Regions from separate parts of the Homo sapiens genome. Here region 2 is linked to region 1. Evidence: read pairs that join two places in POLR2A ChIA-PET (ENCODE). Cell type or tissue: Panc1. All regions are shown on one strand. Each heading gives the region's core, and the rest is flanking DNA. Links, peaks and the distances in the headings are about the cores only.

The links. Peaks named below come from ENCODE experiments on the same cell type or tissue, not always from the same donor. Only the 100,000 strongest peaks of a DNase experiment are listed, where the experiment ranks them.
Region 2: POLR2A ChIA-PET joins it to region 1 with 18 read pairs; 4 of 35 experiments call an interaction of 5 or more read pairs at or near these places.

The regions. Positions count from the first base shown.
Region 1 is chr7:27,114,596-27,130,382 of GRCh38, forward strand. HOXA3 (homeobox A3) reads right to left here. Exons shown (of 6, transcript NM_153631.3): 3 at 12,291-12,475; 4 at 7,964-8,047. It overlaps HOXA-AS2 (HOXA cluster antisense RNA 2), which reads left to right and starts at 7,324. Exons shown (of 4, transcript NR_122069.1): 1 at 7,324-7,431; 2 at 7,872-8,071; 3 at 8,865-9,043; 4 at 13,605-14,165. It overlaps HOXA4 (homeobox A4), which reads right to left. Exons shown (of 2, transcript NM_002141.5): 1 at 15,523-15,787; 2 at 13,930-14,976. The coding sequence ends at 14,630. RefSeq lists a silencer at 921-1,136 and enhancers at 7,101-8,300, 7,879-8,676, 9,476-10,273. In Panc1, for the core only: no CTCF peak of the experiment used is centred there; no DNase peak of the experiment used is centred there; H3K4me3 peaks cover 6,050 bases; H3K27ac peaks cover 8,000 bases.
Region 2 is chr7:27,052,371-27,068,157 of GRCh38, forward strand. No RefSeq gene overlaps it. Among named protein-coding and RNA genes, the nearest start is that of HOXA1, 36 kb to the right of the region's middle. In Panc1, for the core only: no CTCF peak of the experiment used is centred there; no DNase peak of the experiment used is centred there; H3K27ac peaks cover 560 bases.

The DNA.
Region 1 (15,787 bases), core at 2,640-10,639:
TGAAATGGGATGCTCTGGGCTCAGGTACAAACAAGGGTGTTTAGAAACGCGGATCTCCAGGGCTCATGTGCCCATTTCAGAGTGCAGACACGCAGCTCACCCACAGGGAAGACAGAGAAAGCTCTGACCCCAAGAGAAACCGACATCATACACACACACACACACACACACACGCAGGGCAGAGGAATATGTGGTTTCTCAAACGGATTCCTAAAACATACATATATATATAATATATATTATATATATAATATATATTATATATATAATATATATTATATATATGTATATACATATTTTCCTCATTAGTGGGATGGAGTAACGCTGAGCTGGGCAAAAGAAAGGTCCGAATTTGCCTGGTAATATTGCCACAACTTGAAAGTGGATGATTTTCCTCCTAAAGCCTCCTTTGCTCCCAGCTTCAGAAGCAAACTCTGCAAGGGTACGAGTGTGGCAAAAAGAGAAATGGAGATTTCTCTCTTTTGCTGCAATCCCAAGGCGTCAACGGCGGGTCCTTCTCAAAGGAAGGTGTTAAAAATATAAGTAGTATGTTTAAACTGTCAAGGAGCCAAAGTGTCACCTTAGAGCAAAAACAAAGCCAGGGGAAAAGGGAGAAATCAAAAAGCACTCCGGGCCAGGGTGGCCTCATGCATACCAATGGTTTTTGTCATTTATGGCTGGGCAAGATTTATGACTCGGCGCCCCAAAGCTGTAAACAGAGCACAAAACAGCAAACACTTGCTCCTTATGGCATATTGCAGAGCAACTTGAAAGGGGGAGCTGGCCGCGTAGGAGGTGAGAGCCAGCCGCAAAAATCCGTTCGGCGGCATTTTCTCTTCAAACCCGCCCGGTCGGATGTGGCATTTGAAGAAAGAAGGCGTGGGTCAATAATCAACCCGCACTTTCTCCTCCAAACTGCTGACGCGACTCTCACCGCCTTCTCAGCTAAGCCAGCTGCCGGGAAGGCCAGCTCTCCGTAAGAACCTGCCAGGGGAAGGGATTCTCTGGGCCAAGGGGACCGAGGGCTCCCGAGCAAGGGCTGGGGCGCCCTGAAAGCATACCTTTCCACTGGCGCCAAGACCCTGCCGGGCAAAACGCGGGGACCAGACCTGAGGAGCCGTGGGAGCCCAGGGAGATCTGGGGCGGGAGCTTCGTTCCGGCCAGGGCCTCTATCCGCCCCGATACGTGGCTCCTGGGCCGCGGGCCTCAGCGGGCAGAAGTGGGGCTCCGACCTCAAGATGAAGGTCCAGCGTCCTGGCATGCAGATGGTCGGTGCCCCAGCCTCAAGCCGCTCTGCTTAAATCCAAAGGACTGGCTTTGGAGCAAGCGTAGGCGAGATTATTTTAAAATAATAATTTATGCTGGCGGAAGGTTTTTATTTGTTGGTTTGCTATTGGTGTTTTGTTTTTTAAGCGAAAATGCCGATTGTTGATTTCCACCTCCAGAAATTACCAGCCGCCGCCGCTGCGCCCTTTCTAGACAAATCCCACAGCAGTTCACCCGGCTCCCCCAAAACCGCAGAGCTTTTCTTTACTGAGAGGACCCCTTGGTTCCACCAATTCCCCCAAATCCCCGTGGCTCCCGATCTCTCATCCAGGGGGACTAGAAGAAAAGATTTTCTCAGCACTAGAAGAATACTTGGAGCAGCAAAGGTGCCCGTGGTGTCTTTCTACCATTCAAGGGGTGTCCTCCTGAAGGCGTCTGAGAGGGCCTCTGGCGGTTCCAAGGCTGTGCAGCCGGGGAGGAAGGTGAGGAATATCGTGGGTAAGAAGAGGCACCAAAATCACAGAATAGAGAGGAAAATTATTGAGGAAATGTACTTGCCTGTGAGGGTGAAGCTGGCATTTCGAGGTAGAAGGGGACTAGCCTTTTTTGATATCTAATAGTTTAGCATTATACGTAATGGACTCACTTTAGCACTTTCATGGGAGGAAAAACCAATCTGAGCTCTATAAATGTGGCTCTTGGCTTCTCACTGTGCATGCTTTTATGTAGAACCAGAGTCCATCCTTAGATATTTATTCAGCTTGCTGGCACTGAAGCAACAATAAAAAGATGCCTCTAACAAACCTCTATTCCCTCTCTCATTCTTTCTAGCAAAACTATATTATTTATGAGTCTTTAACTGGGTCAAAAATGCGCCAGAACTAGGTCATAAATCATATGAAATGCTGACAAGTAATTGAACAGCAATTAAAGCTTACATTTTATTTCCAAGGGGTGTTTTAGAGCACTTGAAAGGGCCTCAGTTAAACACTTGGTTACTGCCGAGGCCGGCACTGGGGAGGGCAGAAGGGCCCTTTCGTTCTGGGGTAGTAAATCCCACTCAAGTAGGGGATGCCTGATTTGATTTTTTTTTCACGTACAGAAAGAAATAATCTATATTTTAAGAAGTGAAAGGGGCACATCCGACCTCTGACTCCTTATAAGCATCCCTTTCCCTACTGCAAGGAGCATAATAGAGTTTCCTGCACCTTTCCAGGGAGTTCCCACCCTTCCCAGGAGTGTGGGGTCCCCAAAGCCCAATTAGCTGGGGCTTTCCCAATAATCTGGAAACATGCAGTTTAACTTTCATCTGCCTCCACCCTGGCTACAGCTCTGTTTTGGAGGCTCTGAAGCTGGAGAGATGTCTGCCTCTGCTTCCTGAGGACTCTTGTCTCTGGACTTCCCTCCAACCCAGGGCCCACTGGCCAGTTCTGGAACTCTCCAAGCCAGCTGGGGGTACACAAGGAATGCCCAGACCAGGCGCACTGATGAAGTCCAAACCTAATCCTGGCTCCCTCCTTCCTCTGTCTCCCGAATGTTAGAATAAGGAGCCCCTGGGCATCCAGCATGCTCACCCCACCCCAAGGCTCTCCTAGGTCTGAGCTGTCTTTCTTCAACCCTCTGGGGCAGAGGGTGCTCAGGGAAACAATGGCGGGCCCTCCGGTTCAGATCCTTGGGTCTGGCTTCTTGGGTCCGGCTTGTGGGGAAGCATGCTCTGCAATCTGGCACTAAACAAAGTGCCTGGAAGCATCATCAATAAAATGGCAGCGCATCTGCACATTTCCCTCATCGATTTCCCTCTTCCAGCTGCTCCGGCTGCTCAGGTCAGCCCCTAATCCTCCATCCCCTGCCTGAAAACACCGCCATCCTGGGAGAGATTCCCCTTCTCACCCACCCATCCCCCACCCCTCCCAGGCAATCTAGCCCTGCAAGCCGGTCCACCTCTGCCTGCACCTGGCTTCTGGACCCTCTTTCCGCCTGGGGATCAGCTCCTGAGACTCCAGCCCTGCCCTGCTGCAGTGGACAAAGCCACCCTTGCACTGGGGGCCACTGGGCCCACCTAGGAGCCCCCCTAGTGCCCCCTCCTTTACACCCCCAACACTTTCCAGGGAATTAAATTCAGAGTCTGAGGCGCTACTGGGAATCTTTCAAATGGTTTCGGTTCTAAAAGAGAAACAAAGGAAGAGAGAGGCTGAGGGTCCTGTCCATGAGCCAGGGTCTCCTCGCCTGACCTTTGTCTCTCACAGCCATAACTCACTCTAGATATGAACAATCGGCGGAAATACCTTAAAATAAATTCCATCCTCCTGGTATAGCCTCGACTTCCATCGGCTAGCTCGCCCAGAACCGCTCCATGAGTGCTGAAAACTGCAATCGGCTCAGAGAGCGCTCTCCGGAGAAGGGGAAGGAGAAGGAGGAGGTGGGTGCGTGGGGGTTGGGGGAAAGCTCTGGCTCTGTAGAGAATCTAGAAAACGTAATCACAGGCGAAGCCTGTCTGGGTCTCCGCTCCAAATGCCACAATAATGCGCTGTATTATGTGCTCACGTGGTCATACGTCAACTTAAATCCTTTTATTTGAAATAGGGAACCACTGAAGGAACTAGGTTTCCAAACAGAATATTTAGCTTTGGGGGAGGGTAGGTGGGGAACCTTGACCAGCAGTTTTGAGTTTAAGAGTTCTGTCTAAGCAATAGGATGCTTGGAGCCATCCTCCCATGAATGCCATATAAGACATACAAGCTTATCTCCACTTATATTTCTTTACACACCCTCCAAACACAAGGGTTACAGCAATGCTATTCACATTTTTAGAATCCATTTAACTTTCCTTACAGCCTCCCACCCACGGACAAGCTGGATCCTGCACACCCATGCACCCCAGTCTCCTCTGGCCCACAGGCCAGTATATCAAAAGGCAAGGGGCAGGCCCAGAAATAACTGGCCTGGACAGCGGACTTCCTCACAGCCTGCCATTGTATGGAGTTTGCTAACACCCACACCATACACTACAGACGCAAGAAACACCAAAAAGGCACATAATTACCTGACAAAAGGTTAAAGCATCTCCTCCAAGTCCAGTTGGTTTTGTTCAGTGGGAGCCCACTAGGAAAGATGTGCTTGGCTATAGAGTGGTGGGTCCGGGTTTTGCAAAATCTAGAGAAACCTAGTGCCCTGACTAAACTTGCACTTAAGCATTTCCTCAGTGCACAACTGAGTGATACATGGAATTATAAGTTTCTAAACATAAAAAATATCAGAGGAAATGATCTAATTGCTCTGCAAGAGACCCCCCCCCCCAAAAAAAATAAGAAAAAAAAGAAAAAGAATCAACCTTCACTGGAGTGCCTTAAGTTAACAAGGCAATCTGGGACCCTCTCCACAGGCAGGTCTGTCCACCCACTTTTCCAAGACAATTCTGTGTCCACCAGCAAATTCTCTCCCCACCCCCACACAAGTTCCTATAGAGATATCAACTCAAAGATGAGAAAGAGCCCCCTTCAGAACTCTCAAAATAATCTTGAGCAGAAAACCAGTAGAGAACCAACTGTGCTCAGGAAGAACCTAACTGAAACAAATAAGCTGCTCCCACCCTTGGTTCCACCCCTACTCCTGCCTTCTGCCTGATGACATTGCCCACTAATTTCAACATTGTACCGTTTCATGAGCTGTCTAAAAATCTTCTCTTTTCTGGTCTTAGTTTCTGAACTTCTGAGAGTGCTCTGAGGCTAGTGAGATCCTCAGGCCATATTCTTTTTTTCCTGGAGAATGGGTCTTCAGCTGGCTATGCCTGAGTGTGAGGACTCACTTATAGCAGCTGCAGGAGGCTGTGCATGATTCCTCCCCTTCACTCCTCCCCTGCAGAGGAACAGAAGGGGTCTGATGAAAATGTAAGGCCTTTCATAAGAGAACTTGTTCATGGGTTGTCCAAATCAGAAAGGCAATAAAAGAAGAGACCTAATCCCCTGGAAGCAAGTCCTGGCCTAAGCTGGTGACAATATTTCAGTAAGGTTCAATCTGTGGTGTAGCTGGAAGAGAACCTCCATGTGAACTTTTCCAGCTCCTATCTAAGTTACAAGCTGGAAAGTAAGAACTCCAAGTGAAAACCTGCCTCTCTCAGGTTTGGGGGATAGAGGACAGGAGTAGAAGCTGGTTTCCAAAAAGCGTTCTCCTGACCCCCAAGAACTCACTCCTCTCATTCTTACTGCTGCCTGCCTCATACCCCTCACCAATCATTCACACTGAGCTCTCCAGATACCCTAGAAAGGGACCTGGAGGTATTGCTGGCAAATTCCTCCCTACCCCCAAGTTTCTGAAGAGGCATCAACTCAAAGATGAGAAGGGGCCCCCTTCAAAGCTCTTGGAACAGTCGAGCAAATGAAAACTCTTAAAGCCATAAATTGTCCGGGTGCGGTGGCTCATGCCTGTAATCCCAGCACTTTGGGAGGCCGAGGTGGGTGGATCATGAGGTCAGCAGTTCGAGACCAGCCTGAACAACATGGTGCAACCCCGTCTGTACTAAAAATACAAAAATTAGCCAGGCATGGTGGTGCATGCCTGTAATCCCAGCTAGTCGGGAGGCTGAGGTGGGAAAATCACTTGAAACCAGAAGGCAGAGGTTGCAGTGAGCTGAGATCGTACCACTGCACTCCAGCCTGGGACAGAGCGCGACTCTGTCAAAAAAAAAAAAAAAAAAAAGCCATAAATCAATGAAATAAGTCATTGGTACTGCTTCAGAGAAATGCCTTAACGCCAGCAAAGCTCAGAGGCATCTCAGCTCCAGCCTGGGGCCTCCAAACGGCTGCTAACATCCAGTTAATGCTCCAACTGCTGTTTAACAATTAACATTAATGACTTGGGGTGGGATGGGTGATTTGGTGGGATGAGAAGGGAAAAATCTGAAAAGTCAAAAGACATTTAACTTTTGAGGTTAAAAAACAGCTTCTCTATGAGAGATCTTGGCCTGGGCAGCCTATCTGGGGAACCAGCAGCTGACAGTCCTCCTTTGCCACTCTGCAATCCAGTTTCCTGGAGCAAAGCTACGGGCCTTTTAAAAACCCAGCTGCCAGTCCCTCTTCACTCACTTCACCGGCCTCCAACTTGGCCTGCGCTGGGACTGATACTGTGGTCCTGGTCACCAGAGCCAAAATAGGGGGAAAGCTGGCTTGGAAAAAGCAGGCAACCAAGGGTACACACCGTTAGCCAATATTTGCAAGGCTGTTGGCAGATTAGATATATCTGTACTCAAACACTGCAATCTGATTTCTCTGTCAAAAGTACACTTAACATTTTTGTCCCATTACTTAAATCTAGTGGATTTTCTACTCAGCATCAGGTAAGGCTCTCTTAGCCCACTGTGTGCGTGTGTGTGTGTGTGTGTGTGTGTGTGTGTGTGTGTGTGTGTATGATAGATTCTTATTTAACATGAGATATTTCCTGTGGGTGCAAGTGCAGTAGAGAAATGGGCCAAGTTCTCTGGACACGTGTGGATGTGTATATTGTGTTATACACAAGGCCCCAAATTCCTGCAACTATTTATACATGCAATTGTTCTGTTGTTTGCTGAGATGGAAATCATATACACAGAGTTACAAATTCCTGAAATGTTCCATCTATATTTGATATAAACAGACATACAGTAGCTGAGAAAGTAACACAGCTTGACTATTGCTCTGTTTACCTTCTATTGGAAAAAATAATTGTATCCAGAACACCATATCAGCCTTATAGCACGACTGAATATCATGTTGCAATTAATTAACAACCTGATATCTATTTGGGAGCAAATTTAAGGGAAGACTGGAGGCCTAGGAAATAGAATACAAAATCTCAAAACTTTTTAAAAAGAAGTAATTCCTGAAAGAACAAAGCAAACTCATTCCTTCATACCATGCTTCTGAAAGCTATTCCAGCAGCCCCTCCCCCAAACAGGCATGTAATTTATGGATCTTTTACAAGGTAATAAACCACAGTAATTACCTCCCTGCATCCCAAACTAAGAGGACAAATTAAGTCAGAACTTGAAAATAATTTAAAAGAGTTTTCCCTTGTTTCAAATAGGAAAAGGAAACGCCAAGACATAGAAAACCACGCTTTTCCCGTAGGAAGAACCGATGATGAGCCCTGATGAAAGAAGGAAGAAGACCCGCTGTCTGCGAAGGCCTAAAGGTTAGAAATACAGCAATTTTTCTCATGCCGAAGGAAAGGCAAAATGGTCTAAGAAACTGCAAGAGTGTGATACAAGTTTTCCTCAACAGCGAGCTGGGACTGGCGACAATTTCTTAACTCACAGCCTCCGCAGTCGCCTTAGTCGACAAAGAGAGCAGCCCACGCAGCGGCCGCCGCGCCCGTGCCCGTGGCCTTTACTTGCTTTTGCCCTGAAGTTCAGTGTAGTGGTTTGTTTGGGGCTTGCAGGAAGAAACAAACACACTCCCTCTGACTCTCCACAACCCATCTTTGCCTTCTGCAACCGCTTCTCCTGCCCATCGCTGGTTTTGGGGTAGGCTCTTTGTCTGCCTGAGGCCCCGCACTCGCAGGGCAAGAAGCTTAAAGGAATCCAACTCCAAACTCCTCCGAAGTTAAATATTGACCAGAACCTCTTTCAACAGGCCGCGGTTGCCAGGAACCGTGGAGGGCCAACTCCTCCCAACCGCCCTGGTGCAAAGTCCCACGCGGCGAAGAGTTTTGGAGCAGCGCTTACCTAGAAAGATGTTTAAATTCTGAACCAGGAATTGTCTCCAACTCCAGGCGCTCAGGGAATCGCCTTTTCCGGTGTCCAGGCGCTCTGCAGACAAATAAACAGCAGAAGGTGAATGGCGGCTGCGAGGGAAGGGAGTTGGAGGCCGGGAGTGGGAAGCGAGGCTCATGCGGGCGCCAAGGTGGCCCTGGGGGTGACGCGAACATCAGGGAGTCACCAGGGCACTCGTCCGTGTGGCGCACTCATTGCTCGAAATGTTCCAGTCTACAAATGGTCCGAAGATGGTGATTTATTTTTGTAAAATAAATACATACTCCATCTCCACACCCATACTTTCTCCTTTTTCTTTCTTTTTTTTGGCGGGGGAGTGGGGAAGGAAAGGACATGAAGCAAACAGAGGAAGCTGAGAAGGTGGAAGTGGCTTTGCTGGTGGTGTGGGCTGCTTTCAGAGAGCTCTCTCCTCAGGCACCACAACTTGGAGAATGTGAATGCTTGCTTTATTTTCCTTTCCTAACAAAAGGAAGCCTTGTCTGGGAGCATTCAATCACGGACTCTCCTGAAACCTCACTAATATGTGTTCATTTCTGTAGGCGCGAAATCAGACCCGGGTTCATTCCACTGGCCAGAGGCAGTCTTGGGAGGATTTGTGTTCTGGTTTATTCAACTCTGGGTGCGTTCCTTTTAGGTCCTAGTGGGCTGGCGGGGCTACCGCAGCACCTAGTCCCTCAGAGCAGGCCAGCTAAGGCTGCTGGAAACTGAGAGGGACGCCGGCTGGTACAATACCTGCTCAGGGGCCCTGCTCCTGCCTGGCCTTGCGCAACGGCCACAAGCCGATCTGATGCCTTGATTCTGCTCAAATCTCGTCCCTCACAGTATTTGCAACCCTCTCTTGCCCTCTAACCAGCAAATGGTCACCGAGCCGGCAGTCAGCTTTCTGGGAGTGGGAGATGATGGGGAAAGAGGAAAGAATCGTCCGCTCGCCGGACCCTGGCTTGGAGAAGTTCTGCGCTCCGCTGGGACTCTGCGGGCCCTTTGCGTCTACAGACCTATCCCTGCCCCGACTACCCCTTCACTCAGACCCAGGTAACCTCTTACCCCAGCCTGCCCCAAACCAGCCCTCCGCTGTCTGTCTGCCTTCACGCAATTCTGTAGATAGCGCTAAGAGGGGATATCAAATAGCTGAGGAGTCCCCTGACCCCTGGCTTCGGAGCCCCCTAGCACGTGGAACAAGTGGCCGCACACCGGTAGCTGCGCTCTGCCACAGTTCGACCCGTAGCCCCCACAAACCAAAGGAAAAGGACCCAGGATCCACGCTGCGCGCTGCGCCCCCTTTCTCTTGTTCAAACTTGCTTTCTGTGTCCCCAAAGGGAGTGCCCCCTGGTCTTGGGGCTCCTGGCATGACCATGAGCAAGGTGGACTCAGCCATCCTGCACTTTGCCTCTCAATTTCATTCCAGAAAGATCCGCTATGCCGCCACCCACCACTCCCCTGCGTGACACTTAGGAGTATGTAATTATTATGGTTATTATTTTTGCTGTTTCCTTATCTCCAAGTCTAATATTCATGGCTGCTGTACCCCATAAATCGTTCAGACTAATGAGTCACAGAGAGATGCTGCCCAGGTCTCTCACTTTACAATGGCTGCCGCCGCCGCCGTGGCCTCTCTCTCCGCGTTTTTGGCGCTCGCTTGCTCCCTCGCTCGCCCGGCGCGGGTGATTTATGAACGCCGGGAAAATTGAACAAAGCCGCGCGCCCGTCCTGTGGTATCTCTGCAGCCTTCCCCAGCGTGAATCAGAACATTACCAACTGTCTGCGCATCCGTCCCACTTCATCACCAAAGCCAGGATGTGACCGCAGAAAACCCAAGCCCGAACTCACGTTTCCCCGGACGCGGCGCGCTCCCTGGACTCGCAGAAACCCTGCGGAAAAGGCCCCAAGATCTGGTGAGGGCCTGCCAGCTCCGTCCTCCCTGCCGAGGGCTCTCTCCTGCCTTCCTGAAGGAGTTAAAAGCCTTTGGAGATAAATCTGAGGGTGTGTGTTTTTAAAAATCAAATGGTAAGTTGGAATCTCACTTCTGAGAGATTCATTCCTAGTGAGGCCCTGACGACTCCGATCCATTCCTGACGATCTGCATTAATTATTTAATGAGTCACGTGACCTCAAAGATTACAATTTCAATATCTCCCTTGCACAGGCGCTACACCTTTATCAGCTGCAACCAGGGTCCTTTTTTTGGCTCTGCCGGCCTCCGGGGCACATTCATCCTTGCCCTGGTCTGAGGCAAGCCACCACCATGGAAATAGCAGGGCAAGCATGACAGAATTAGTCATCCTGGGATTATGACCGTTGTGGATAGTGGGGAGTCCACTGCTCTCCGAGATGCCCTGACATCTGTCCCCTCCTGAGCCCAGTGGCCAGTCCACCTGTCTGAGCTCTATGACTAGGGTGGCTTGGTTACAAAATCTCCCCAAGCAGCTTTGATGGCCCATGAGGCAAGAACCCATCCTTCTTCTCTGGCTGTACACACCTGTGACCGTCCAGGTCAAGTGTAAGCTTAGATGCATACCTCCATTCCTGGCAGAATATCTTCCTAAGAGGAAAGATGTCTGTGCTCTTATTGCTCTCTAGAGTGAGACTAAAGGTTGCATTCCACCCTCGTACTCATTAACTTAAGGAACGGTGGAGGGAGGATCATTCGGCTGCCTCAGTTTTCTCATCTGTAAATTAAGAAGATTGAACCAAAATGGCCTCCAGGTCTCCTTCACTTTGGACAGTCTTTCAATCTGGGAATCTCTTTCAGCCCCAGGAAACAATCCCAGAGAAAGTAGGGCTGGCTTGAAAGGGAAGGGGTTGCCCCGTGATTTTGGAGTCTTCAGAAGAGGTGCCAGAGTTCTGTAAGTTGCAGCCTAGAGGGTTTCAAGACAGCCACAGCAGCCTCCCTCATACCATCAAGGGAACAGAACACACGTCTCTTCCTCCTATTGTTTCCAGCCCATGTGTTTCTTTGGAACACGAAGCAGAATTATTCTTGGGACAGTGTATAATATAGGGAAGGGGCAACACAGCAGCAGTTGAGAAAGGTGAGCCTGTGTTCTGCTATACAAGACTGTGTTTAGGGATGCAGAGACCAGGGGAGTGCCAAGGGCAGCCTACTGCCTGCACAGAACCCACTCATTCAGAGGGGAAGCCCCAGGCTTTTTTGCTACATTGATTCTTTGGGTTTTTCTTCTCTTTCATTCTAAAGAGTCATTGATCTGTTTCTATGTGGGAACTGCTAGAGGGAAGGCAACAGTGAGGAGAGCAGAGTTTGGAAGCTTAGGGGAACAGGGGGACAGAGGAAAGATGGTGATATCCACCCCACCCCACCCCATAGGGAGGAGGCTGAGATATAGGGGAATGGGGCCCGCTGGGACAACTGGGTATGAAGTCAGAGATGCTATGCGAAGGGACTTCCCTCCTCCCCCATCTATCTAGGTAATCTTCCCATGGCTCCATCCTGGGTATTAAGTACTCTACTATGCCTGTCACAGTTGAATTCCTGCTGTAATAAAACACCGGGTATATCATAGATTTCAGCAAAACTAGGGAAGGAAGCCTGCAAAGTGCCATTTTTCTTCAAGGGGGAGAGTGTTAAGTACTTAATTCAAACTGTGACCATTAAAGTGTCTCCTATCCGATTTAGGTCGATTTCAGATGTTGACAAAACTTTTGTCTCCGGAGTCATGCACAACTTGGCTCTGTGACTAAAGCAGATGAGTGTGTATTGGAGGGAGGGAGAAAGAGAGAAAAGGAGAGTATGTGTAAGGCTCATTTTGGTAAAATTATAGAGCTTACACAAAATACTGTCTTTAAAGGTCAAGGATTTGAGGGGCCAGTAGGGTTTGCTTAAAAAAAAAAAACAATTAATGAGATAGAAAATTTGTCCTCTCGGTGAACTCTTATGGTTGCCCTAGCAAAGGGCAGACAATGCATGATTTTGAAGCACAAAGTGGGATTTTCTAATCTCTTATAACAAGCTCCCTTAAAGGCCAATTTGAAGCAGGCAAAACAACACTTAAGAAATGGCAATCATTTGGATCATTTTCTATAATCTGGGTTTTGTAAAACTCACCAATACCTTAATAATCAATACAGTTGGGACAAAAATGCCATCTTGTCCTGGAATATCAGAAAAATGATCTCAATCCTCTCTCTTCCCTTTCTGGATGGACTTATAAGTGCAAGTGAAAGAAAGTCACCCCTTTCATCCTCATACAACTGCCTGCAGCATGAAGCTAATGAATATTCCCATACCCCTCTTTTCCCACAAAGGAGAAATATAAGAATTTACCTTAAATGATGATAGTCTGCCATTTGAGATTTTGCAGCTTGACACTCAATTTCCACTGAGAGTCTAGGCATTTTTTTTTTTTAGCAGACAGCCAAGATGCTGTGTCCTTGCCTGAGACCACATTATTTGCAAGAAGATCCCTCTCTCCTCCACAGACTTTTCCCAGAGAATGCCTTTCAGAATTGCTGTTGAATTACAAAGAAGTATTTATTGTTTGAGGTGATTAATGATTCCTGGGAAAATTGCTATTTTCAGCGTGATTTAATTTTGTTTTACAAGTGTGTGTAGTAGGGGGAGGGTTAATAAGTTTCAGCAGCAGTTGCATTGCCTCCAGAAATCCCTGGCACCCGTTCACACCTTATAAAATGCACTTTATGCCAGGTTTATCCTGATTTGGGAAGGTAAGTGTGTATTTGATTGCTCCCGAATTTTCTTGGCTCTTCAGAGACTGGTATCTATCACTTTCCTCTCAAATCTGATTTGTAGGTATAGAACGGATCACCCTTGTTTGTATCACACACAGGGCAGCAGGGGTGAAAGGGGTACCAGCTCTGACACTGGCTAAAGGGTTTTGCCACTAATGAGAGAAATGTGTTTAAAAATTCTCTGATATTGCAGAGGCAGGTGAGCACTTACTCCCATCTATGCTAAAATTACTACATTACTTAAAAGTTGCACTTTTTCAAGGCCAGGTGACAGTTCTAATATTCTGGGGCTAGTGTGCACAGGTTTTTGTGGTCTTATTGTAGGGAACTCCCTGCAGTAAGCATCAAATCTAAATCAGTAAACAAATACTAGGGTTATAGAGATCGAGAAGTGGGTTTTGATTTTCAGCCTTTTGGATCTAGATCTCTGGAATCGAGCAGAAAATTCACAAAGCATTTGAGGAAAGTGACCCAGTTTGGCTATTTTCCAGCAGTAAACTCTCCCAGGTCTACTTTGCATGGGGTGAACTTTAGGGGTATATTATGCTTTTTCCTCAGAAGAGACATTGGAGAGTGTACTTGTAAAATTCAGTTTATTTGAAAGCTCTTTCTTCAAAAAAGAGAAACAAACAAGCAAACAAACAAAAATTCCCAGTCTGTAGTTAGTGAAGAGGACCTTAAGAACAGCCAGGAAACAAAAACTAATCTCAACCCTTTGCACAAACTATTTTTTATCTCCTGGGAAACAGGCAGATTAAGTGTGAAGGTGCAACAAATACCAAATACCAAAGAGACCACTTCTTTCCAAGTGTGCTCAGAGTTCAGTGTGTAGAACAGCTGCAGAAACTCCTGGGCCCACAGCACTGCATGGTTTCAACTTTCATTGCAGGGAAGGACACGTTTCTATGCCTTACAGAGACTTGAAGCCTGAAAGCCTGGCCAAGTTTGGGAAGAAGAGGAGCCCTCTCAGAGCTCAAGAGCCTTCCTACTCTTTGGAACTTTTCCACAGTAGGCCAAGCTTGACAAGAGTTCAGCTCAAGTTGAACATACATACACACACTCTCACACACAAATTATGTGAGCCGTCAGAATCCAAGTGAATCCAGCTCAAGCTATCTACAAGGTTTTTACATGCAAGGTCAAGTATCTCAATCCAGAGGACTTTTGTTTTCTTAATGAAAAGCTTAGAAAACACATGAATCTTAGATTTTTAATGTTTTTTAAATGGAGTTTATTCTTAGCACATGGCTTTCTATGTAGCCACATCACAATTTGTACAGTTCCACATAAGTCTAAATGCACTCCCCTCTCCCCAAAGACCGTGCCCCAGAAGGGGACAACAGTATCTCTGTAACAGTGTCTTAAATAAATGCAAGTAAGAAAAACTAACATGTCACACCTACCATCAAGGTCTACACATCTTAAGAATTAAATAATCTTGTGAGGTCCACAATGTCTACTCATTTATTCAGTTAAATACAAGCTTGGATGAGCTGCCTTAATGGGGGAAGAGGAGGTAAGGAAGGTGGGGAAAGGGTCTGTCTTCTTCTGCTTTCAACAAAGATGCAAGTGTATGTCCCCACTCAGCATGGGCTGTCCAGCTAGCTGACTGTAGCCATCTCAAAAGTATTTGATACCAAGTAGTCCTTCTCAGGTATCCACACCTGGCAGCCTTGTTTCGGGCCAGCAGGTTGTTCCACCAGCCAGCATCCTGGACAACTGTTCTCTCTTGGGTGGCAACCAGCACAGACTCTTAACCGGATAATGTCTTCTTTTTGATTATTCTTTTCACCAATTTGGGTTTGTTTTGGTGTCTATTATGGTCCAGATGGGGAGGGGTGGATGAGGAACGGAGCAGGAGAAGAGAAGAGAAAAGCAGGTAAGGGATAGAAACTGGTTAAGATCTCTAGAAGATTATATGGAGGAGGGAACGGGTGTGGAGGTGCTCGGGTGGGGGTGGGGATGGAGGTGTGGGCTCTGAGTTTGTGCTTTCCCTGGTGGGCCGGCAGAGGCCGAGGCCGAATTGGAGGATCGCATCTTGGTGTTGGGCAGTTTGTGGTCTTTCTTCCACTTCATCCTCCGGTTCTGAAACCAGATCTTGACCTGGCGCTCAGACAAACAGAGCGTGTGGGCGATCTCGATGCGGCGCCGCCGGGTCAGGTATCGATTGAAGTGGAACTCCTTCTCCAGCTCCAAGACCTGCTGCCGGGTGTAGGCGGTTCGAGAGCGCTTAGGCTCCCCTCCGTTATAACTGGGGTTAACTGAAAACCCAGAACCCCGAAATAGAAGGCCAAGGAGGAGGGAGCGGAAGAGAGGGAAAGGAGGAGGAGAGAGAAGGTGGGGTGGGGAAGAGCAATTGGACATCATCATTATATAATAACCTGACACCAAGTTCACGCAAGATACATAAAACGGCAAAGAAAATGTTTCACAGGCTATTGACAACGGGAAACACCCGAGAGCCATAAAGAATGGTGCTGGGCATTGGGGCTGAAGAAAAGCTTCAAAGACACATGGCCTGAAGCCTCTGCCAGGGCAATTAAATTTATGGGGGCTATAATTACTGCCCTAACAGTTTGGCGTCTCGTAAATCTCCTGATAAAGGGACCCTGGGTACAAAAGGGTTCTCATGTTGGGATCAGGCGGCTGGCTGGCGCGCACATACCCACATCTCACCGCAGCCCGGGTCAGATGGGGGCTCCCCTCCCGAGGCCCCCTTCCCCTGAGCCTCTCCCTCCTGACCCCGACCCTCGAACCCAGGCCCAGCCCCGGCCCACCTCCCGCGCCTCCCAAGCGGCGCCACGTACCGGCGCTGACATGGATCTTCTTCATCCAGGGGTACACCACGGGCTCCTTGCCCTTCAGGCCCAGCGGGCTCTTGTCGGCCAAGAGCAGCGGGCACGCGGGGGCGCTGCCCCCTGCCGGGACGCCTGGGGTGGCGGGGGCCGCCTCGCAGCGCCGCGGGGCCGCTGGGGGCACGGCGCGAGGCTGCAGGGGCGGCGGCAGCTGGGGCTGCAGGACGTGGCTCGCATGCAGGCCGTGCGCTGGGCCCTTGGCTTGCGCCGGGGGCTG
Region 2 (15,787 bases), core at 4,921-12,920, 60 kb before region 1:
TAGGCACAAGCCACCATACCTGGCTTGTACAAATATTTTTTAATGACAAGCCAAAATGCTTCTAATGAAATGTTAAGTGAAAAAGGCAAGATACAAAATTATATGTGCTCTATGATGTAAACAGGAATGGAGGGCAGGAAATTGGATTTAAAAATAAAAAGACCAAATAGAAATGATGACAACAATAGTAGCTTCTAGTTTGAGGAGACCGTGGGTGAATTTTTTCTAGTTCTTCACACTTACTTTTCAGTACTTTCCAAACATTTTCCAAACATTTTATATTTACATTTAATGAGAATGTAGTATTTTTATAATGACAGAAAATGGGTTGGGAACTGAAAGCAAATAAATTTTACTTTTTTTAGAAAATGGAAGGCATGAAGGTATTCAGATATAAGCAAATTTTTTAAAAAGCAAATACCTAAAAGTGAACGTAGATTGATCTTATTTTTGTTTTTGTTTTTTTGAGACAGGGTCTCACTCTGTCACTCAGGCTGAAGTGCAGTGGCACAATCTTTGCTCATTGCAACTGCCACCTCCCAGGCTCAAGCAATCCTCCCACCTCAGCCTCTTGAGTAGCTGGGGCTACAGACACCCTGCCATCACGCCTGGCTAATTTTTTGTATTTTTTGTAGAGATGAGTTTCACCATATTGCACAGACTGTTTTGTTTTGTTTTTTAAGTATGGGCACAGTGACTGGTGCCTATAATCCCAGCTACTCAGGAGGCTGAGTTGGGATGATCCTTTGAGCCCTGGAGTTCAAGTTGCAGTTGTCATAGGACTTTCTCCTTAGGGTTCTTGTCACACAACCAGGAAAGATTAGGTTCTCAGACACTTTGAAGGGTGAGAAAGGCAGGATTTATTGGGTGAAAAGGAAAAAAAAAGGAAACAGGGACTCTCAGAAAAGCAAGAGTCCTGCTGGCTGGCTTCCTGCCTCACAGACTGAATCCCAGGTTACCACACAGGAATAGCAGAGGCCAGACTCCTCCCCCATGCAAAGGGCACGAACATCCCAGGGCTCTACCCCATTCTCTGGGTGCACAGGCCAGTCAAAAGTTCTCCGTGGACCACTTTATACTTGGCTGTCTCACAGTGAGCTATGATCATGTCACTGCACTCTGGCCTGAGCGGCAAAGCAAGACCCTGTCTCCAAACAAACAAACAAAAATATTCTCAGTAAGCTGGTACTACTGTTACAATTTTTTTTTAATTGGACTGAGACCTAGGTCCATTTGCAATTTCTTGCTTTTAATTGCTATAGCTTTCAATAAAAGAATAATGAGCTAAGTCACTTGTGTCCAATGTAACAATCAATAGAAACATGCAGCCTGTAAATCAAAGCACAACCGGGAAACATTTAAACACATGGATCATTTCCCTAAGAAGTTACCTTTTTAAATCAACTTTTTAATGGCAAAGTGTTGGAAAAAGAAAAGATTATTGTACTTAGGGGAAAGAATGGAATAGATGAAAAATATCAAAACTGCTTACAAATTTACCAGTCAGTTCACATTCAAGTACAAGAATAAAAATTTAATTGGAAAATCTCTGTACTTACTAAAAATTATCTATATAAAATGAGCTAATAGCAGAAACACAACCATTTGTAATCAAAATTCGTATTTCCATTGAATGTGGCTGTTTTATTTACAGCAACACAGAGACAGATATAGAGAAGAATCCAATCTTCATGCTTTGGTAATGGTATCTACCTGGTCAAAGTGCTGGGAATCAGTGTCCAAGCTCTCTGGATATACTTACAATGAACATTCATTCATTTATTCACTGACCATTTCTATAAACCTTTATTGAATAGCTACTGCTACCTATCCAATATCATGTGAGTCTAAAACAACTAGAATATCAGTTTCAAAATATTTTGTGGGCACTACCTATGTATTTAGCACTCTGCTAAATATGGTAGCAATTACTATAGAGGAATGTGGAGAGGCAACTATCACTTCTATACAATCAGCATTTAAAATAGAATTTTAGAACTGAAGAAATATTAAAGCAGTGAGTCCTTACTTTTTTGAGTTAACACTGTTTAAGTGGAATGATAATTCTGTTAGATGGTATCTGTTTTCGTTAGTGGCCTTACTTAGGAAAATAAAATATTTGCAAACATATATGAGTTTCCTAACTTTATTTTACAATATTACAAGTACATGAAATCCAAAAGTTTAGAAACTATTGTCCTAAAGGCCATAGAGAGAAAAGTATACATTTAATTCTATAGGCAGTTGAAATGGTCTCTGAGTATGGAATAAGACTGGAGTAGTACAATGTAATAATAGATTAGATGGTCTTATTTGTTGACATCTTCTTAATTGACTTTAGAAAAGGTAATTTAGTAAAATATTTTTTTAAAAGTTTTAATATAAAAAGAAGAAACTTGGCTGGGCGTGGTGTCTCATGCCTGTAATCCCAGCACTTTGGGAAGCTGAGATGAGCGGATCAATTGAGCTCAGGAGTTCAAGACCAACCTGGGCAACATGGCAAAAACAAAAAAATTAGCCTGATGTGGTGGTGCAAGCCTATAGTCCCAGCTACTCAGGAGGCTGAGGTGGGAGAACCCATTGAGCCCAGGAGGTGTGGTCGCACCACTGCTCTCCAGCCTGGGTGACAGAACGAGACCCTGTCTTGGAAAAAGCAAAAAATAAAAATAAGTAGGATAAACTATTGCATAGGAGAAACTATTGAATAGAGTGATTTAATAGAGAAAATATGAAATACAAACAGAATGAGCAGGATATAAGTTTAAATGGTCCAAACTATTCCCAAACACATACACATACCTATATAACACAGAGATTGTAAAACTAATAAGGTTAGTGTGTTTGTACTGAACTGAGATATCAGAATCAACTCAATACATTAAGTATATTCTGTTAAATTCTATTGTCAAAATCTAAGGTTAAAAAGTCATTCTCTTTTTTTTTTTTTTTTTTTTTTTGAGACAGTCTCACTCTGTCCTCCAGGCTGGAGTACAGTGGTGCTATCTCGACTTACTGCAACCTCTGCTTTCTGGGTTCAAGTAATTCTTGTGCCTCAGCCTCCTGCAACAGCTGGGACTACAGGCACCCTCCACCAAGCCGGGCTAATTTTTGTATTTTTAGTAAAGATGGGGTTTCACCATGTTGGCCAGGCTGGTCTCGAACTCCTGGACTCAAGCATCTGCCTCAGCCTCACAAAGTGCTGGGATTACAGCCATGAGCCACCGCACCCAGCCTAAAGAGTCATTCTTGAAGTGTTGCCTCTAAATTTTCATTAATATAGTTATTTAATATTTTATTGATTTATTTTTAGAGACAGGATCTCACTCTGTCACCCAGGCTGGAATGCAGTGGTGTGATCATAGCTCACTGCAGCCTGGAACTCCTGGGTTTAAGAGATCTTCTTGTCCCAGTCTCCACAGTAGCTGAGACTACAGGTACACACCACCATGCCCGGCTAATTTTTTTTTTTTGAAAGACAGGGTCTCACTTTGCTGTCCAGGCTGGTCTTGAGCTCCTGGCATCAAACAATCCTCCCACCCCGGGCCTCCCAAAAAGTGTTGGGATTATAGGCATGAGCCACCACAACCATCCCCACCTCTGTGATTATCTTTTGAATACTTTTTTTTTTGAGACGGAGTTTCACTCTTGTTGCCCAGGCTAGAGTGCAATGGCGCAATCTCGGCTCACCGCAACCTCTGCCTCCCGGGTTCAAGCGATTCTCCTAACTCAGCCTCCTGAGTAGCTGGGATTACAGGGATGCACCACCACGCCCGGCTAATTTTGTATTTTTAGTAGAGGCGGGGTTTCTCCAAGTGGGTCAGGCTGGTCTCAAACTCCTGACCTCAGGTGATCCACCCGCCTCAGCCTCCCAAAGTGCTGGGATTACAGGCATGAGCCACCGCGCCTGGACTTGAATACATTTTTATAAACATTAACTTGTAGACGTTGCATGTGCTGTCTGGTTCCAGCCTTGATCTTCAAATAAACTTTTCAGGGTGCTGCATTTGTGGTTCCTTGAGTGAACCTGTCTGGAAACTACCATCTGCCCCTGGAATCAAGCTTTTGTCCTCAGCAGTTAGCAACTTCGATGGCATTACCATCCCCATGCAGCTTCTTAAACATACGGAGGCCTGACCCCAGCCCGACTCAATTAAAATCAGAAATTTTGGTGATGGCACCCAGAAATGTATAGTTCCTAACTTTCTCTACTTTGCAGCCAAAACTGAGAACTACTGATAATAGGTAGAAATCAGTTATTTCCAAATTTATCACATTGACTTGACATTATTTCTCTGTATTATTTCTCTGTATTTCTGGTAAACCATAGCAGGTACCCAATAATTTCATTAAAAATAAAAACCCAGGCCAAGCAAGTTGGCTCACACCTGTAATCCCAGCACTTTGGGAGGATTGCTTGAGCCTGGGAAGTCGAGGGTGCAATGAGCTGTAATCGCGCCACCGCACTTCAGCCTGGGTGACAGAGCAAGATCCTGTCTCAAAAAAATAAAACAATAAAAGCCGGGTGAGGTGGCTCACGCCTGTAATCCCAGCACTTTGGGAGGCTGAGGCAGGCGGATCACCTGATGTCAGGAGTTCAAGACCAGCCGGGCCAACATGACAAAACTCCATCTCTACTAAAAATACAAAAATTAGCCAGGCATGGTAGCAGGAGCCTGTAATCCCAGCTACTTGGGAGGCTGAGGCAGAAGAATCACTTGAACCTGGGAAGCAGAGGATGCAGTGAGCTGAGATCGCGCCATTGCACTCCAGCCTGGGCAACAAGAGTGAATCTCCAACTCAAAAAACATAAATAAATAAATAAAATAACAAAATAAAATAAAAATCCAAACTCCATACCATGGCCTAATGGCCCACTGTGATCTTTCCCCAGCCTGTCCACCTTATACCTCCCCACTGCCCCCTGAGTGTCTTGCAAACATGCCAAATTTATTCCTACCTCTAGGCCTTTGCATTTATCATCCCCTCTACAAGAAACACTTCTCCCAGTCCTTTATTTCTCTGGCTCTTTTTTTTTTTTTTTTTTGAGACAGAGTCTGGCTCTGTCACCCAGGCTGGGGTGCAGTGGCATGATCTCAGCTCACTGCAACCTCCACCTCCCGGGTTCAAGCTATTTTCCTGCCTCAGCATCCTGAGTAGCTGGGATTACAGGTGCCTGCCACCATGCCCAGCTAATTTTTGTATTTTAGTAGAGACAGGGTTTCACTGTGTTGGCCAGGCTGGTCTTGAACTCCTGACCTCATGATCCGCCTGCCTCGGCCTCCCAAAGTGCTGGGATTACAAGCATGAGCCACTGTGCCCGCCCTCTCTGGCTCATTTTCATCACAGAAGTCTTTACTCTGTACTTAGAAAAGTCCTTTCCTGACCAGCCTATGTAAAAATAACCACTCCCTTTATGGTCTCTCTCACCTCCTACTGTCTTATTTCCTTCATGGAACTTACCTCTACCAGATATTAACTTTCTTATTTATTATCTACTTATTTATTGTCTGTTCCCAACCACCTCCACACTAGATTGCAAATTCTAAGAGAGTCAGAACGGAGAATCATTGATAAAATGTGGAAATCACTTTTTTTTTTTTTCTGAGACAGGGCTTGCTCTGTCACACAGGCCCGAGTACAGTGGTGCAATCATGGCTCACTGCAGCCTTGATCTCCAGGTCTCAAGTAATCCTCTCACCTCAGCCTCCCAGGTAGCTGAGACTACAGGCACGTGCCACCATGTCCAGTTAATTTTTAAATTTTTTGTATCAATGTTGCCCAGGCTGGTCTTGAACTCCTGGGCTCCAGCAATCCTCTCATCTCAGCCTCCCAAGTAGCTGGGACCACAGGCATGCACCACCACACCTGGCTAATTTTTGTTGTTGTTGTTGTTATTGTTGTTGTTTTGGTAGAGATGAGTTTTTGCCATGTTGCCCAAGATGTTCTCAAACTCCTGAGCTCAAGTGATCCTCCCTCCTGGCCCTTCCAAAGTGCTAGGATTGCAGATGTGAATGACCACACAGGGCCTCAGTAATTATTTCTGAATTAATGTGAATAAGCATTTAAATGAATGAATGATAGACTACTGAAAAGTTCAAGAACACCCTGACCTTTTAGTAACATATGTATGATATTACTCTCTGATCACCCTATTTCTCTTTGAATATGTGCCAATAAATGTTCTGTGCCATTTGTTAAAGTCAATGTCGATTTTACATCATCTACCAAGATCAACTTATGTTTCCCAAAGTCAACAATTTCTTTTTTTTGAGATGGAGTCTCATTCTGTCACCCAGGCTGGAGTGCAGTGGCGTGTTCTCGGCTCACTGCAAGCTTCGCCTCCTGGGTTCACGTCATTCTCCTGTCTCAGCCTCCCGAGTAGGTGGGACTACAGCTGCCTGCCACCATGCCCAGCTAATATATATATATATATTTGTATTTTTAGTAGAGACAGGGTTTCCCTGTGTTAGCCGGGATGGTCTCGATCTCCTGACCTTATGATCCACCTGCCTTGGCCTCCCAAAGTGCTGGGATTACAAGTGTGAACCACTGTGCCCAGCCAAGGTCAACAATTTCTAAAGGTACTAAAGAACAAGTCTCAATAATTTTCAGCAAGATATGAAAATCACATGCTATCCTGCTGAAAATTATTGGGACTTGGATGTTGATAAAGTATGAAGATTATTCATTCTGCTGTATTATATTTAATAAAGTTACTGACATCTTTTTAGTTTAACCTTTATTTCATTAGATTAGAAATAGAAATAATCTTTATTTAAATTCATATATTAAATATATGTTTATATATTAAAACGAGTTAAATTAGTATATCATATTTTCATTTCCTTTCAATATATGCTAGAAAGTTTCAATTTTTTTATCTTAAAAGGTCAACAGTCCTTACAGAAGGATCAATTTCTAATTCTATATATAATGAAATTTAGTGTGGAAAAGACTTAAAATACAGAAATTCACTTTATAGAGAATATTTAAAGAATCCATCTATTCCGTAAAGTAAGCTTCAGCTAACGGCTCATGTAAGAAACAGGATAAGAAAAGTATCAAACAAGATGGAGTAAATGTATTATCATGTGGTATCTATTACTGCCTACTACTCATACCATAACATTTAACTGACTTTTTTGAGTGGCTTGCATTATATTTAGATACTCTTCGATCACACACATCAACCCTGATAAAATGATTATAGAGAACTTTGCAAATCATGTAATAGAATTCAAATCTTAAGAGCAATGCAATGCCATTGAACAAGCATTCTAAAACGAGAAACTATTAGATTTGGTATTTTAGAAATTTCACTCTGCAGGATGGAGAATGGAGTGAAAGATATCAGGGCTCAAGACAGGGAGTCGCAAATGAGAGCTAGCTACCCACCTAAAGTAGAATAGTGGCAATGAACGTGAGAAAAAGCAAGCAGATTCTAGAAAGACTTAAGAGGTAAAACAGAAATTAATTAGCACTGTTTATTATATCTTGTCCCCTTCTACTTATACTTTTTGTGCATTTTACATATAGGGAGGGGATTCAAAGTTTACAAACTAAAGCTAGTTCACATTAAATACTGGTGGAAATAATATCTTGTTTCTATTCATTTCAAAATCTTAGGGGATTTATGGAAGCAAAGCTTTCAACAGATTCACAGAATACTGATTAGATGTAGCATCAAACTATTTACCATGTATGCCAAGAACAATCACCGAGGAAAGGACAGTGTCTTCAATAAATGGTGCTGGGAAAACTGGATGTTCACACGCAAAAGAATGAAACTAGACTTTCACGTCTCACCTTATACAAAACTCAACTCAAAATGGCTTAAAGACCCAAAGCATAAAATTGCTAGAAGAAAACATAAGGGACACACTTCAGGACATTGGTCTGGGAAAAGATTTTATGAATATGACTTTAAAAACACAGGCAACAAAAGCAAAAATAAACAGATGAGATTATATCAAACTAAAAAGCTCCTGTACAGCAAAAGAAACAACCAAGAGAGTGAAAAGACAACCTACAGAATGGGGGAAAATATTTGCCAACTATTCATCCTGCAGGGAGATTAATAGCCAGAATATGCAGGAAAATCAAACATCTCAACAGAAAAACAAAATAAAACAAAGAATCCAATTTAAAGATGGGCAAACAATCTGAATAGACATTTCTCAAAAGAAGATATACAAATGGTTAACAAATACATGAAAAAAATGCCCAACGTCACTAATCATCAATGAAATGAAGATCAAAACTACAATGAAATATTATCTCACCCCAGTTAGGATGGCTGTTATCAAAAAGACAAAAAATAACAAATGCAGGTGAGAATGCAGAGAAAAAGGAACTCATACATTGTTGGTGGAAATGTAAACTAGTACAGCTACTATGGAGAACAGTATGGAGGTTCCTCAAAAAATTACCAGTAGAACGACCAAGTGATCCAGCAATTCCACTACTGGGCGTTTATCCAAAGGAAAGGAAATCAGTATATTGAAGAGATATCTACACTCCATGTTTACTGCAGCACTATTCAAAATTGCCAAGATATAGAATCAACCTAAATGTCCAACAACAGATGAATGGATAAGGAAAATATGGAATCCCGTCATTCACAGCAACATGAATGGAACTGAAGGAAAATTACGTTAAGTGAAATCAGCCAGAAACAGAAAGTTAAACACCACATTTTCTCACTCATATGTAGAAAAGCTTTAAAAAAAAAAAAAAAAGATCTCCTAGAAATAATAAGTAGAACAGAGGTTACTGGAGACTGGAAAGAGCATGGGGAAGAAAAGGATAAGGAGAGACTCCTTAAAGGCTACAAAATTACAGCTAGATAGGAGGATAAGTTCTAGTGTTCTATAGCACCTTAAGATGACTATAATTCGCAATCGTATGTATTTTCAAATAGCTAGAAGAGAAGATGTGAAATGTCCCAACAAGAAGAAATAATAAATGTTTGATATGATGGAATGCTAATTGCCCTGATCTGATCACTATACATTGTATGTACTGAAACATCACATACACCCCATAAATATGTACAATTACCATGTGTAAATTTAAATAAATAAAAGAATATTCACCATGTAATTTCTTTTTATTACTTTTTTTGTCTTTTTGTTTCTTTGTTGGTTTTTTTTTTTTTTTTTTGGTTTTGTTTACTTTTGTTTGAGATGGAGTCTCCTCTATCGCCCAGGCTGGAGTGCAGCAGCATGATCTTGGCTCACTGCAGAACTCCACCTCCCAGGTTCAAGTAGTTCTCCTGCCTCAGCCTCCTGAGTAGCTGGGGTTACAAGCGTGCACCACCATGCCTGGCTAATTTTTATATTTTTACTAGAGATGGGGTTTCACCAGTTTGGTCAGGCTGGTCTCGAACTCCTGACCTCAAGTGATCCACCCACCTCAGCCTCCCAAAGTGCTGGTAGGCGTGAGCCACTAAGCCCAGCCCATTTTTTAACATTTAGGGACAGGGTCTCGCTCTGTCACCCAGTGCAGTGGCATAATCATAGCACACTGCAGCCTCAAACTCAAGGGATGCTCCCACCTCAGCCTCCCAAGTGGCTCTGACTACAGGCATGTGCTACCATGCCTGGCTATTGTCATGTCATTTCTTTTGTCCCTTTTACAACTAGTAAGACATAACTTAGAGATAACTTATACATGATACATATGTATTATATAAGACATAAGTTGACAGCCAGGTGCAGTAGCTCACACCTGTAATCCCAGCACTTTGGGAGGCTGAGGCAGGAAGACTGCTGGAGCCCAGGAGTTTGAGACCAGCCTGGGCAACATGGCAAAATCCTGTCTCTACAAAGAAAAATACAAAAAATACTAGCCAGGAGTGGCACACGTTTATAGCCCCAGCTACTCAGGAGGCTGAGGTGGGAGGATCACTTGAGCCTAGGAGGTAGAGGCTGAAGTAACCATGATCATGCCACTATACTCCAGCCTGGGTGACAGAATGAGACCCTGTCTCAAAAAAAAAAAAAAAAAAAAAAAAAAAAAGGAGAAGAAGAAGACATAGGCAAGCTGACAAACAACAATATCACTTGTTCAGGCACCAGCCTCCCTATGGCTCTTCCCTAAAAAATGCAATGCAGGCCAGGTGTGGTGGCTCACACCTGTAATCCCAGCACTTTGGGAGGCTGAGGCAGGCAGATCACTTGAGGTCAGGGGTTCGAGACCAGCTTGGCCAACATGGTGAAACCTTGTCTCTACTAAAAATACAAAAATTACCTGGGCATGGTGGCACACGCCTGTAGTCCCAGCTACTCAGGAGGCTGAGGTAGGAGAATCGCTTGAACCTGGGAGGCAGAGGTTTCAGTGAGCTGGAATCGAGCCACTGCACTCCAGCCTGCGTGACAGAGCGAGACTCTGTCTTTAAAAACAACAACAACAACAACAAAAAAAAAACAATGCAATGCTTCATAATAATTGCAAGGCCTTTATGTTCTTTCCTGCATATTTCTGCATATCCAAATCCAGTATATATTCCTCAGCTTATTTCAACCCCATGCAGCCTCCCAGATCCCAGAATCTGGGAGTAACAAATTTTCTCCTTTTCAGAATTCCCATTTTCCTCTTATGGCACTTCATATTCTACTTAGTGTAAGGGCTTATCTCCAGTAGATGGTAAGCATCTTGTAACCAGGGTTCTTGTCATTTCCACTTTAAGTTACCCACAGAACTTGGCAGCACTTGGCATGTAACAAAAGCTCCAAAAATATTTATCAAATGAATACATCAATAGCTATTTCCAGCTGCTCTTTCCACCCTGCCTTGTTTCAACATCAGTGGACATGCTGATCACGATAGACATGCTGCTAGAGATCAAAACCTCAATGGGACCTTTTGAATTATAGGCTGCGGGGGAGTGGAAGGCTCACTGACAACTTGGTAGAAACTATGCCAGATATTTTACTTAAAAAGATACTGTTGGGCAGGTGCAGCGGCTCCCGCCTGTAATCCCAGCACTTTGGGAGGCCAAGGCAGGCGGATAACCTGAAGTCAGGAGTTCGAGGCCAGCCTGGCCAACGTAGTGAAATCTCATCTCTACTAAAAATACAAAAAATTTGTCGGGCATGGTGGCAGCCACCTGTAATCCCAGCTACTCGGGAGGCTGAGGCAGGAGAATCACTTGAACCCTGGAAGTGGAAGTTGCAGTGAGCCGAAATCGCACCATTGCACTCCAGCTTGGGCAACAAGAGTGAAACTCCTTCTAAAAAAAAAAAAAAGATACTGTTAAGCCACAGGTCTAAACTTTGATTTATAATCTGTCTAACAACCGTCCTAATTGAAATTTTTAGTGTAAAAATTCCAATCACCAGTTTATCTTGGAACCTGGTTATCCCAGCATATCAATCCGTACATAAGAAATTGATGCAGGCTGGGCTGGGCATGGTGGCTCATGCCTATAATCCCAGCACTTTGGGAGGCTGAGGCGGGCGGATCACGAGCTCAGGAGTTCGAGACCAGCCTGACCAACATAGTGAAACCCCGTCTCCACTAAAAGTACAAAAATTAGCCCAGCGTGGTGGCACGGACCTGTAATCCCAGCTACTTGGGAGGCTGAGACAGGAGACTCGCTTGAACCCGGGAGGCGGAGGTTGCGGTGAGCCAAGATCGCACCATTGCACTACAGCCTGGGGGACAGAGTGAGACTCCGTTTCAAAAAAAAAAAAAAAAGAAAGAAAGAAAGAAAGAAATTAGCTCAAGCTAACCAGACTGACTGGGTTGCCTGTATTGAAACTCAAGATAGCATTTTAAAACATTAAAATAAATTTTGAGCTTCACATGCAATTTATAAGTAGTTTTCTAAGGAATTCCGTTTCCAGAAAACAATCATGTTGAAATCCCAAGAGAGAAAACATTAATTTCAAAAAAAAAAAAGACAACCGTTAAAGACAATCAGATCCACAAAACTGGCAGCTGCAGCAGTTTTCAAAATGTCTAAACTGCTTCAACAGGAAGCCAGCCAAAGTTCTGTCCATTCAGGCATAGAACAAACTTACCCTTTTAATTCCTTTCTTACTGTGTGGAATACTGTAATACTGCTGTATTGTGAATGCTCTCTAGGCCTGATACTGGGTCAAAGGTGTATTTGGCTTCTAGGGTTTTAGGAAAAATGAGTTTAAGCTTCTGATACCCCAGCATATTTGGATTTGTAGCTGAATCCTTTCTAGCTGTATTAAATAACTAACAAAACAAGGCCATTTTTTCTTTAAAAAAAAAGTTGATACTGTGGTATGTAGGGGTAAAATGGCATGGTATCTGGGACTTGCTTTAAAATACTTCAGCAAAGGGGGAAAAGGAGATGACAGATGAAGAAAATGACAAAGTCTAGACAGTAATTTCATTTGTGTGGTGAGTAGATGGCAGTTCATTGTACTACTTCTCTAACATTTGTGTATGTTTGGATTTTTTCTTTTTGAGTGTTACTTTATTGCAATAACAATTTTAAATTAAAAACAGAAATCTGGACAAACAGTGCCTAGAGTCCTGAATCATTCTTGAGAACTGCAGGGTGTATTCCATCTTAGTGTATCTTAGTTTAATTCTAGACTCATGTCCTTAAAGCTTGCATGTTGGCTCTCAGCTTTGCTGTTTCCTTTAAAAAAAAAAAAGGGTTCACTGGGTGTCGTGGCTCACGCCTGTAATCCCAGCACTTTGGGAGACTGAGGCAGGCGGATCACCTGAGGTCAGGGTTCGAAACCAGCCTGCCCTACATGGTGAAACCCTGTATCTATTAAAAATACAAAAATTAGCCAGGCGTGGTGGCGTGCACCTGTAATCCCAGCTTACTCAGGAGGCTGAGGCAGGAGAATCACTTGAACCTAGGAGGTGGAGGTTGCAGTGAGCCGAGATCACGCCACTGCACTCCAGCCTGGGCAACAGAGCAAGACTCCATCTCAGGGAAGAAAAAAAAGGTGTCTTTTTTAGCAAGGCATGATGGCACATGCCTATAGTCCCAGCTACTAGGGAGGCTGAGGTGCAAGGATCTCCTGACCCAGGACAGAGGCTACAGTGAGCTATGATTGTGCCACTGCACTCTAGCCTGGGTGACAGAGCAAGATTCTATCTCTAATAATAATAATAATAATAAATTTTTAAAATGTTTTCTCCGAAAGTCTAACTCAACCAAGTGAGATGTGCCTGTGGTCCAGGGCACCAAAACACAGTCAGAAATTTCAGGATGGTTCATGACTTCATATCTCATTTCTAAGTTTCTGCGGACACAGTATCTTCTTGGTAGAGGTAGCTTGCTTTCTATTTGTGGTGGACATGTGTTGCTTTTGCTGTCCAGGATTTACACTGCTTCCCGTAATTTAAAAAAATCCCTAGATTTCCATTTGGGGATTCACCCTAGCCCCATTCTCAGTCCATGATGAGGCCGATTCTACCTTTGGATGTGGGGGTGGAGTTTAAGATCAAGAGTAAGTCAGAGCATCCCATTCCCCCAGACACTGACTTTTTCATAGATGGGCACCTGACCTAAGTCAGGCCAATCAGAATTAAGGGAGGTTCAGGTCTTAGACTTAAACCTATGTTTGTGCTGCCAGGAAGTGAACTCTCTTTCTCATGTGATTTGGTATTGGGTTAATGTGTTCTTGTAGGGCTTGAAGCCACCATGGATGGCCTGCCAATTAATTAAATACAGCAGAAAGTAGCAATATAGCCAATGGATGTGAAAAGACGATAGGTTCTAAAGACAACATGTGAGCTCTGACCAGCTGCCCTTGAAGACTGTTCCTGTCCTTTCTGTTATGTGAGCCAATAAATTACCTGAGTGCTGGCTAATCCATAGTTTAATCACTTCCTCTTATAATTAAGCCACACTGTATAGTCAGATAGCTTGATAATATAGCACTTTCTAAGGTTTGCATGCCAAAACAAGATGCATAAACTTAAAGCATAATTCTTACTTATCAAAATACATGAATGAGTTCTGGAACTGTGGCGTCATGGTCATTAAATTCTGTGATTAATTCAACCAATATTGCATGCCTATTGTGTGACTGTGCTAAGTGCTGATTCTAGCAAGATAAGGGCAGCTCAGCAACGGAAGATAAATGCAGTCCCTAAATGTTTTAATTTGCTCAACTGACATATCTAGTTATTTTTGAAATTTTTGTAATGAAACTTTTTTTTTTTGAGACGGAGTCTCGCTCTGCCGCCCAGGCTAGAGTGCAGTGGCGTAATCTAGGCTCACTGCAAGCTCTGCCTCCCAGGTTCACGCCATTCTCCTGCCTCAGCCTCCCAAGTAGCTGGGACTAAAGGCACCCGCCACCACGCCTGGCTAACTTTTTGTATTTTTAGTAGAGACGGGGTTTCACCGTGTTAGCCAGGATGGTCTCGATCTCCTGACCTTGTGATCCACCTTCCTTGGCCTCTGAAAATGCTGGGATTACAGGTGTGAGCTGCCGCGTCCAGCCTATAATGAAACATTTTAAGAGCATTTCAGTAACATAACTGTTACTAGTCAGACATCCTCCTAGATATTTGGGGGTCCAGGTGACATACTCAGTCTAGGTTTTTAAGAACAGGGGTGGGAATTTGAGTAAGAAACTCTACGGCTGCTAAGTCTAGAAACTATGAAGATCCCAAAGATAGCTTCTGGAAAGAAAGCTGAGAACAAGCAACACAATCCCACCAAAGCAATAATATGAGGGGACTATACATAGGGTAAGAGAGAAATAAATGGGAGTCAGTGGAGAAATTGGGAGCAACTGGTTGGAAGAGAAGATGGAAGAAGACGGAGAACCTCTGAGACCCTGGTTATCACATCTTCAATCAATACTTGGGAAAGGGCTATGGAGGTGCTAAGCTGTTTCAGATAATAGTAGAAAAATATTGGAGAGCCATTTTTAAACTTTTACTACTTTAGTGAAAAAATGTACTCATCTAAATGAAAATCAAAGGTCATAGGAAGAGGAAGAGAACCCACAGATTTCCTTTTTTTTTTTTTTGAAGACAGAGTTTCACTCTGGTTGCCCAGGCTAGAGTGCAATGGTGCAATCTTGGCTCATGGCAACCTCCGCCTCCCAGGTTCAAGCGATTCTCCTGCCTCAGCCTCCCAAGTAGCTGGGATTATAGGCATACGCTACCATGCCTGGCTAATTTTGTATTTTTAGTAGAGACGGGGTCTCTCCATGTTGGTCAGGCTGGTCTCAAACTCCCGACCTCAGGTGATCTGCCCGCTTCAGCCTCCCAAAGTGCTGGGATTACAGGCGTGAGCCACTGCACTGGCTACAGATTTTACTGTTACATACTTCTTCTTTCGATGGAAATGACAAATTAGCCACACCATTCCAACAACCTTCCAAAATGCCTTTCAGTACTGCAGAAGCTGGAACGCTAAATTCATATTTTCCCTATACTCCCCCGCAGCAAGAGTTCTAGAATTAGGACCTACCAATAAGATGCAATCACGTGAGATCTGAAAGGTGGAAGAGACATGATGGCAATCACCCTGCTGCCCTCTCTGTATGGTTAGGGAGGAGAGATGCTGGGTTTTTCTGCAGCAGAGTTCCAGCATACTGTCACTAGCTTTGTGAAGCTACTGTGGTGAGTTCTTATATTCTACAGTTCCATGGCAGCCTCCTGATTCCTCACCTTCATGATCAAGTAGCAGCTAAAATGTCAGGCCAGTTTATCAGTATTATTCTGGGAGTCACTCCTGCAAGCCCAACCTTGAGCTCACTACTCCAATTTTATGAGGACCTAATTCCCTATATTTAAATCTCTTTCTTCATAGAAGATCTAGAATGATTTC